Linked DNA regions of Homo sapiens: region 2 is linked to region 1. A link is a contact called in ENCODE Hi-C or POLR2A ChIA-PET data. All regions are on one chromosome and are shown on one strand. Each heading gives the region's core, a stretch centred on a gene start or an enhancer-like site at or near the end of the contact. The rest is flanking DNA. Distances are from core to core; before and after follow the strand shown.

Region 1 (4,709 bases), core at 379-2,878:
TCCTTTAGCCTCTCTGTGCCTCAGTGGCTCCCTCTGGAAAGCAAGCATGGTAACAGGCTCCACTCAAAGGGCGCCTGTGACAATTCAACAAGTTTAACATCCATACAGCACTTTATTCATTCTTTCTCAATTCCCCCCTTCACTCCTGTCTGGCAGACTCACTCTCCCCCCTTGCAAGGAACTGCAGCTATTTCACGTCGTTTTTCCAGGGGCTTTGGGTAATGCAAAGTCCAGGCGGCTCTTGTATTAAATTTGAGACTCTTAGAATTTAGAGTTTCCTCCTCCGCCAGCTCAGCTCAGCTCAGCTCCGCATAGTCCAGGGATCGGGGAGGGGTGCGGTCAGTTTCTCCTCTGTCCCCTCCCTCTTGCTGGGTGTTGCTCTTGCCCCTCCAGGGCTGGGCCTGCCCAGGGAAGCAAGGAAGGATTTTTTTGGCAGGGGAGCGGGGGCGCCGGGTCTCCCTGGACAGACACGGCTGTGAGCTGAGGCTGGGCCTCTTGGGTGGTCCTGGAGACCCTCCCCATGGGTTCCTGATTGGCAATGCCGCCCCCTGCTCCAGCTTCCAGGATCCACCCTTTCTTCTGGGTCCAATTTGGCTGAAAGAACAAGTCCTTTTGTCCCACAGCTCCTAGAGTAGCCCAGAGTTTGTTCCCAGACCTTAGCATAAACCCCAAGATGTCCCCAGGGGACAGTTGTTAAGCACTTGGCTGGCTGGCTGGCACCCCTCATCCTTCTCCTTAAGCAGCTACCAGCTCATGTTGCACCCTTGTACCAATTACAGTCAGGCCCCTTCCTCCAGGGTGACCTCCTGGCTTGGCTTGTGGGGGATGGCTCAGTCCTACCCCCATTCGCACCCCAGCCAAGGCCCCACTGACAACCTTAGGGGCCGCTGCCTAGAGGGACTTCTGCTTGAACCCCAGCAGCCACGGGCCCTGGGCTGGCTTCTCTGGCTGACTCAGGAGGCTGTCCCCAGCGCCTCCATCCCTGTGCTCCGTCCTCCCACTGTGCTCCCCTCATTTCGGCATTTATCGCTCTGGCCTGGAGGTCACTCCTTCCATGCATGTCTTCAAAGGCAGAAACCGTGTCCTGGGCAGGCTCTGGCACAGAGTGGCAGTTCCATAAATAACCAGATGAAGCCTCTGTCCCCCGGGGATGGGGGTGTGTGACCTGGGATGTGGCAGTCCCAGGGCCTCTTCCCTGTGCCTGAGGCCCAGCCCCTCCTTCCTCAGGTCAGGGCGAGCCCCCCCAGGGGGAGGTGGGGTCAGGATGATCCCACCACTGCAATTATAAATGCGGCAGGATGGAGGATGGGGTGAGCAGGGGCTGAGGGGAGCCACTCTGATGATTGACAGGGAGTATCCAGGGTGGACAGGTTGCCCTGCCTCTGGACCTTGGTGTTCTCATCTGTGAAATGGGGGCAGTGAGCCAGGCCCGTTTAAGTCAGGGGACTCTGGGCTCCCTCACACAACTAGCGCTCCTGTGGGGACGCTTGGCCTGTCTCTTGGCCAGCCCAGAGCGGCCGTCTGGCTCAAGTGCTGACTCAAAGTGCGTCAGACAAGGGGCCAGAGCGGGATTCCCGGAATGCCCTGGAAAAGTGCTGGCTACCGTCCAGGCGCCGCCGCCAACCATGTGGAGTCTCTCTCATTCCACAGGGAACCCTCATTACTCTCCGGACTGGCGTTCCTGATCCAGCCGGGCTGGCCCTTCCAGAGGGCTGGGAGCCATCAGGGCCGGGGCTGTGGCGAGCAGAGGGATGTGCCAGGTGGTCGTCGTGGCCTCATGTCCTGGGTGTGAGCCTGGGCTGGTCTGAGAGCACTTGGGGCTCGCTCACGCAGGCTGCTGAGCTGGGGGCTCCTAAGCCAGTGACACAGGGCCATGGAGGAAGGAAGGAGCCGGGGTGAGTCACCATGCCTTGAGGGCCCCAAGTCCTAGGGTGAGGTCCTTCATCAGACACTCATAGTCAGGCACCAGGGGCTGCAGATGGCCCCATGCTCCCCGCCCTCCCTGCCCCCACAAAGCCGGCAGTCCACCCAACGAGGCCGAGTCTCTGGAATCAGGCCACATCTCTCTCAGCAACACAAGGCAGCTCCTGGTGGGGAGCGGGGGAAGCCCATTTTACAGATGAGGACACTGGGGCTTAGCAGGTCTAGGGGACTTACTGCAGACCCCGCAGCCAGGACGTAGCAGGGCCACTCGCTCATTCAGTCCTTCAACTACCGTGGGCTGAGAGGCAGGATAGCCAGCGTCTGCACACTTGGGCTAGGAGCCCAGCAGTGCCAGGGGTGACTCCTGGCACCCCCACGTTCTAGGCGTTTACCTTGGACAAGTCACAGCCCCTCTGGGCTTCAGATTCTTTATCTGTGAAATGGGTCTGACACAGTATTTGCCATGGGCATTGAGCATGGTATAAGCCAGCCCATGTCAAGGGCTCAGGGTGTGGCCAGCACACAGCCAGTGGGTGCCCATGTTTGCTGCTATGGTCAACTGGATGGAGCCTTGTGCTGGGTCCTGGGTGCTGGGAAGGGAAGTGAGGGAGACCAAATCCCTGCCTTTGAGATGTTCTTTAGTCTTGTGTGTAAAATAGGGACAAAAATATCTAGCTTCCTTAGGAAGAAAAATAAACAAGATAACTTACAGAAAGCATTTCTTGGAGCCAGGCGCTGCTTGGAGGGTCATTCAATAGGCATCGGTCACCTTCTGCATTTCCCTGGGTGTAACTTTCAGACCAACTGGTGTAAGCTACTTTGGACTCCATTGAATGGACCCACCAGGGCTCACTCAACTGCTTGTTCCTCTATGTGGTTTTTCAACCAGGATGCTACGGCCGAAAGTATCTTTGGAACTAGAGCGTCCCTAAGAACAGTCCCTGGAGGCAGAAGCCGGGCCCTGGCTATAACTAACCCCTGGCTGTAACTAACCCCTGGCTGTAACTAACCCCTGGCTATAACTAACCCCTGGCTGTAACTAACCCCTGGCTATAACTAACCCCTGGCTGTAACTAACCCCTGGCTATAACTAACCCCTGGCTATAACTAACCCCTGGCTGTAACTAACCCCTGGCTATAACTAACCCCTGGCTGTAACTAACCCCTGGCTATAACTAACCCCTGGCTATAACTAACCCCTGGCTGTAACTAACTCCTGGCTGTAACTAACCCCTGGCTATAACTAACCCCTGGCTGTGCTCTGTCAGGGACGGTGGAAGGCATTCCTTTGAGAGAAACATTTGGGATCCTCTGGGTAGAGAATCGTCTTGGACAGGCTTGGGGCTGGGAGCCCTGCCTCCTCTAGAACTGAACCCCAGTAAAACTGCCAGCCAGGGGCCCACGGCGGGTACCCTGCAGGGGGACTCCAGCCTGAGAAGGTCTGCAGTGCGGCTTGTGTTTTGCTCGAGTTGCCATATACCAAGGCAGCACCGATGGACGGGGCAGCTTCAACAACAGACAGCCATCTTCTCACCACTCAGGAGGCCAAGGTCCCAGCTGGGTGGTTCCTCCTGAGGCCTCTCTTCCTTGGTGCGTAGATGCCACCTTCTCCCAGTGTCTTTGGCCACCTGATTGTCCCTCTGTGGGTGTCTGTGTCCCAGTCTCCTCTTCTTATAAGGAAACCAGTCCTACTGGATTAGGGCCCACCCCATTGACTGCATTCTAACTTAGTCACCTCTTTAAAGGCCCTGTCTCCAGGTACAGCCACATGTGGAGGTATGGGAGTTAGGATTTCAACACATGAATTTTGGGGGCCATAACCGAGCCCATAGCATGGGTGATTCATCAGAGTTCTAGGATTTAAAGAGCCTGAGTTATTCGAGACTCCAGGATCACTACCCCAGTAACTGCTGCGACAGCACCCTTACCCCTGCCCTTCTCAGGGGAAGCCAGGTCTAGGGGAGACAGTGACTTGTCCAGGCTCTCACAGTCAGGGCTGAGGCAGAATTGAACCCAGGCCTGGTTCATTCCAGAGCCTGACGGTGCCAGTCGGGAGCCCAGTGCTGGAAGGAGCTGGGAGGAGACAGAACTTGAGACCTATTTACCTTGGCACCCGCAGTGCCCGCTTGGGCTTGGCACACAACTGCTGTTCGGAAGTTGTTGGATGAATTCGACAATGACACATTTGGGCACAGTCCTTGCCCTGGGGGCACACACACCCCCCGATGAGAAGGCAGGCTCGCCGGCACACACCCGAACACCAAGATCACCGAGGCCAGAGCCAGGCCACTTTTCCTTTCTGGTTTGGGCCCTGCCAGCCTCCACACTGGGCCAGTGTGGAGCTGACCTTTCCACGTCTGCTCTGCAAAGCCCAAGCCAATTCCTAAGCCCTCGGCTGTCCCAGAACTGAGTCATGACGGAAGCTGGTGGGATTCCTGGGGGGACAGATCTAGCCCCCACACGTCCTTGCGTGCCTCCATCCATGCCAGCCGGCTCCAGCCCATACCACACCACCCAGAAATCCGCAGCTAGCACACGTTTCCACTGGAATGAAGCACTGCCCTGGCCCTGGCTCCGAATTCCTTGCCGCTCGCAGTCTCCAGCCGGCCGCCAGCTGTAACAGCCTGAGATGGCCTGCAGGGCAGGGAGCTGCAGTAGCAAAGAACATTTGTTTTCATCCGGTTGGAATTTTCTCTCCAAATTACACTGGCTGCCGTGGGCCTACTGTGCGAAGCTCCATTTACAGAAACCCTGGGCCACAGTCTGGGCATGACCTGCTCTCCCCA
Region 2 (5,296 bases), core at 1,040-3,539, 47 kb before region 1:
TAATTTTTGTATTTTTAGTAGAGACAGGGTTTCATCATGTTGACCAGGCTGGTCTCAAACTCCTGACCTCAGGTGATCCACCTGCCTTGGCCTCCCAAAGTGCTGGGATTACAGGCGTGAGCCACTGTGCCTGGTCTAACATAGATCTTAAACAACACTGAGACCATCCTACATGGACAGTCTGTAATCTATTCATTTGGCGTCAAGTTGTAACATTTTCCCCTGATGTTAAATATTACTCAGAAATCAGTATGCGATGGCTGCACGGCATGGCATCGTGTGACAGCCACGATTCGCTTAACCCTTTTTAGGAGATTCATTCCTGTGACCAGGAAGCAGGAACGGAGGGCGCTGGGAGCCCGGAGTAAGCAGTGGACCTGCTCGGGGAGTGTCCATCCCGACGGGAGAGACCAGGTCAAGCAAGTTGGGGTCACGGAAGCACATCAGTTCTCCAGGACTAGTGCTCCGGAATCAGGGACTGTGAGAGACAACCAGGGAGGGGTGACCTGCTTAGACAGGGCATGGGGCGGTGCTGGGTGCTCTGGAGGGACGTGCTCCCCCGGCCTCGCCAGCTATTCCTGCAGGACAGGTCCTAGCAGGGACCACTGGCTGGGCCGGGTCAGCTGCCCAGGGATGGACAGTCCTGGGTGAGGAGTGAGAGCCGACGCTGCTCTGCTTCCAAGGAGCCCCAGAGGCTGGGGAGGCCCTGGGGAGGTTCACATCTGCCTCCATGCGGGGAGAGACCTCTGAGCTTTGTCCCTGCTGTCCCAGCATCCAGGCAGCCGGCCTCCTATTCCCCAGGAGAGGAGCAAGGGGGCCATTCCCAGTCCGCAGCCCTGTTGGGGCCCTGAGAGACCGGCCCACCAGTGCCCAGAGGTCAGAGGAGGCGGGTCTGGGCTTGGGAGGCCCTGTGGGATCTTGGCAGGCAGAGAAGTGGAAGGAACGGAGGAAGGTGGCTTCTCAGGCACGGGGGGAGCACCGGCCAAGTGGGTAGTGGGGAGGCCCAGAGTCCAGCAGCTGCACCCAGGCTTGCGTGTCTGGGGAGGACAGCCCGGCCCAGGCTCTTTCTGCACTGAAGCTGGAACCCACCAGGGTCGGGTTGCTCTGTTAGCTCCAGCACACGGAGCAAACACACAAAGATTAGCAAACTTCTTTCCGGTGAGCTGAGTCAAAGCGGATGAGCAAACACGGGCGCCCTGTGAGTCTGGCGTCTTCACCTGTGAGAAGGCAGACAAGCCCCTCACTGGCCCCGGAGGAGGAATCACTGTTTGGTTTGAGAGGCGAGAGTGAGGCCCAGCGGGGTCAGGAGAAGGGCCCGGGCGCCCCAGGCATGGGGGAAATGCCCAGGAGAAACAGCCAGAACCAGGGAGGAGCCTTCCTGGCACACTGGAGAGCTTCCTCGGGAAGGCAGACGCGTTCGCAGAGGGCCTGGCCCACGGGGGTCGGCTGGCAGGAGCGAGGAGCAGAGATCGCAGGAGCCACGGTGGTGGGTGAGCCCTGAACTATACATCAGACTCGGAAAACGGCAGCGTTGCAGGGGACATTCAGCTAACCGTGAGGCCTGATGAGGGCGTGGTAAGGGAATGAGTTTTGGAAACAGAATGACCCAGGGGAACCATGGTGCTACTGTCTTTTGTTGGGGGGCCCTGGAAAGGCCACCTCACCCTTCTAGACCTCGGGCTTCCCATCTGCCAAATGGGCGTATTCCAGGGCCTTCGCAGGTTATTAGAAGCCGGAAGCGAGCCTGTATGTGGGATGGGTGTCTGCTCCCTTACTTACTAAATCATTCTTGAGCACCTACTATGTGCATCTCCTATGGAGTAGCCCCTGGGGGTGACAGTGGTGCCCTCGCGAAGCCTCAGCCCAGCCGGGGAGAAGCACAGAGTGGACGGTGGTGGCCATTCTTCCTTCCAGTCCATTCTTTGATTCCAGCCCTGCTCTAGACAGGCAGACCCTCTGTCTTTTTTATCTTCCAGAAAAGGAAACTGAGGCAGCCTAGGGAGGGGAAGCACCTTGCCCAAGCTGACTCACAGGCCTGGCTCCTGGGTCAGGTGCTGCCCACAGCAGGAGGGCCTGGGAGACCCCCGGTCCAGCCCTGTGCTTCTCAGGGGAGAATGCTGAGAATCACATTGCTTAAGTGCCTCGCTCCTTGTCCTCCAGAACAGTCCCAGTGAGCAACAACTCAGGGCGGGCACGGGCGAGTTTGAGAGCTGGAAATCTCAGCTGGGATCCTGGCATCTGGGGAAGGGCCGGGCTCTATAAATAAACCACTCGCCTAAGCCCGGGAGCAGGCAGGAGCCTGGAGAGCTAGAGCTGCTGCCTGCCACTCCCCACAGATGACGGTGGCGCAGCCGGAGGGCCCCCCTCTCAGGCAGCTGGCCCCTGGGATGGGCTGGCAGCAGGTGGCAGCCAAGAATATTTGACCCCCTGCTCCAGAGGGCACCCCACCTCCACAGGCACACACACATCTATGCCCTGAGCTGGGACGAGCTGCACAGAGCGGGCTGGGGGCTGCTCCCTGGAAAAGAGGCAGCAGGTCCCTGGGACGCCTGGAGCCGCTTCTCCCGGTGCCAGCCTTGCCCTCTGCGTACTGGACAGCAACAAGCCCAGGCACAGGTAAGAGATGCCTCCTTGTGCCCCTGAAGGGCCTGCTCTCTTGGAGAAGGGATGCGGGCCGAGGGGTGGGAAAGAGGCTTTGGGAGGAGGCAGGAGCCCCAGCTCCCTTGGTTTCTTGCATCTTCCCTCAGCTCTAAGAATCCTGGCACAGGCATTGAGCTCTCCTCGCTCTCCGGCTCCCTCTCCATGCCCCCAGCCTGGCGGGGAACAGCCTGCCCTTTTCATTCTGGAATACTTTCTTCCTCCGTCAAAACATTGGAGTCCTGTTGGCTTAATGAGATGCTGGCCCCAGGATAATGGGTTAGCAGGAACCAGGTGGAAAAGTTTTGCTGCCCTGGGTTGCAAGGAGCCCATGCCTTTGGGAGGAGAAAGGCCTCCGCTTCCTGCTCCGGAGTCTGGGTGGGGCAAGGCCAGAAGGCACTGGGCTTCTGACCCTGTGGAGGGTGGACTGCAGTTCTTCTCGGGAGCACTGGCTGGGGAAGATTCTCTTTGCAAGATGGGGAGAAATCCAAGGAGACGGTCTCCTGGGTGGGTCTCTAGTTCCCCAGTTCTGTGTCACACTTCCAGGCTCACCAAAGAAACTCGTTTTGGTGAGCGCTGCTTTGGGAGTCGAGCCAGGCCCGATGGACTCAAGGTAGAATGAGGGGACTCGCCTTGGGAGCTCGGTTCATTTGTCTTCGTGCTCAGAGGGGCTGTCAGGCCTGGCTTTCTGCCTAAAGAGCTTTCTGTGTCTGATCCCAGGAAAGGGTATTCACCTGCAGGAGAAGCAGTTAGAGCAATTGTGCAGGATGCCGGGGAGATGGCCTCTGTGGAGGGGCCTGCTGGCGGCTTTCACCCGCCCCGGTTCGCAGAGGAAGGCTGGTGCTGGGGGGAGGCCAGAGAGGATTTGGGGCCAGCCTTTCCACGGCACACAGCTCAGGAATCACTGGGGGAGTGGGATTAGCCATGATGGATTTTTCTCGGCCTGAGGGCGAGCTGGCATCAGCCGCAGCCAACTCCTGCAGCAGGCTGGCTTGGCTGAGCACAGGTGTGAGGGCTGCTGGGCTCAGCAGGGCCAGACTTCGTCTGGGCTGCTCTCTACTGTGGCAGGTCAGGAAACACCAGGCGGCCAGTGCTGGGTCTGGAACGGAGCACACAGTTCCTGCAAATGCTACCCAGGACCCTGAGGCTGCCCAGGGCCAGGTGTCCACCCCACCTCCCTCGCCGTCCACTCTGGTCGCGTCCCAGGAGCTGGTTTCCTTGACTTTCTCTCCCCTGTGTCTTCAAGGAACCCTGCCCAGGAGCCACCCTGTGAACCTGCCCCAGGAAACCCACCCCACTTCCAGCTTTGGTTTAACTTCCAGTCCTTCCATGTGGCCTGTGTCACTAGGACCAGGAATTGAATCACTGCCATCATTGGGACTGAAATTCCTACCCAGGCTCCTGCTGCGCGCTCCACAGCCGTGTGAATCTTGGCAGAACACTGGGCTCCTCTAACCTCAGTCTGCTCGTGGATACAATGGCCGCAATGCTTCCTTCCTTACTGGGCTGTGGGAGGATGGACAGATCACATGTGGGAAGCGGGACAGGGATGAGGGATGTGGCAGCCCTTGCGCTGTATACATCATGATAATGTCTTCTTCTGATTACTTCCCAGCATGGGACCTGGCACACAGTAGGTGTGCAACAATGCTTATTGAATTCATACATTTGCATGCACACACACACACACACACACACACACACATACACACATGTCAGGCGACCTACAAGGGTTATGTGGGCACCACCGCCCTAGCTCCAACTCATCCCAACCCCGTCTGCCTAGGACAGTGGCCGTGATGCCCGCAGAAGCAGCCTCCGCACCCCCATTTCTGGTGCCGCCTCTGCCCTGCGGAATCCTGGCCGACACCACAGGCGGATGGATTTTGGTCCATGGCACTTGATCACTTCCATACAATGGGGAGAGCCTGCTGAGGGCAGAGCTGAGGCAAGCATGGCTGTAAATCATCAAAACCACCACCATCAGGCGCTGGTCTTGGTCTTGGGAGTGTCTGCTCTGTTTTGGCTAATTGGCTTCCTACTTATGAACGCACGTGCACACCCAGCCTCTCCCCCAGACGCCTCTCACGTGGGCCTGTTCCTGAGAGCTGTCCATAGACCCACGAGGCTGGAAGAAGAGCTCCATCTGACCGGGTGCAGCCTCTGCGGGTGCCCAGGAAGGCTAGGAGAGTCAGAGGTGGTGGTGGTCATTTTCCCACCTCCATAACCGGGACGCCAGGACTGGGGACAAGGTCTTGCAAGTGCTGTAACAAAGGCCTGAAAACCAAGGCACGTTCCTACAATCACAACAGTGGCCCTGCTTATCAGGCACTTGACAGAATGCCAGGCTCAGTGTGCCATGCTTGCAAACATTGTCTTACAATTTAACCAGTCAGCACTTTGGAAAGGAACAAGGCTCTGTAAAAATACACCAATAGGCAAAATGATACAGCATTCTATATGTTAGTGCAAATGAGTAAAAACCCCATGGTGTCTTCTGGTCACTCCAACAAACCTGCCCAGCCTTCAGCACCAAGCCTCTGCTGTGCGTGCTGCCCCTGAGCACTCCTCTGGATGTCCCGAGCCCCCTGACTCCGGGTTTGGTGCCATGCACTGCCAACCCACTTACCCCGGCTGTGGGTGCAGAGGGTAAGCTCTG

Evidence for each region. A loop is a pair of places that touch in the nucleus more often than their neighbours do. ChIA-PET counts read pairs that join two places held with the same protein, here RNA polymerase II (POLR2A). Pooled maps may share reads with other maps.
Region 2: a pooled map shows a loop between it and region 1 (2.0-fold over the local background). The contact joins two enhancer-like sites. A Hi-C loop is called at or near these places in 1 of 50 pooled maps. POLR2A ChIA-PET finds 5 or more read pairs at or near these places in 3 of 52 experiments (H1, HEK293 and WTC11).

The regions. Positions count from the first base shown.
Region 1 is chr22:44,360,595-44,365,303 of GRCh38, reverse strand. No RefSeq gene overlaps it. Among named protein-coding and RNA genes, the nearest start is that of SHISAL1, 50 kb to the right of the region's middle. Within about 2 kb of position 1,628, at least 20 of the 41 ENCODE cell types and tissues checked have a DNase peak (open chromatin) inside an H3K27ac peak, as active enhancers do.
Region 2 is chr22:44,407,789-44,413,084 of GRCh38, reverse strand. No RefSeq gene overlaps it. Among named protein-coding and RNA genes, the nearest start is that of LINC01656, 33 kb to the left of the region's middle. Within about 2 kb of position 2,289, at least 3 of the 41 ENCODE cell types and tissues checked have a DNase peak (open chromatin) inside an H3K27ac peak, as active enhancers do.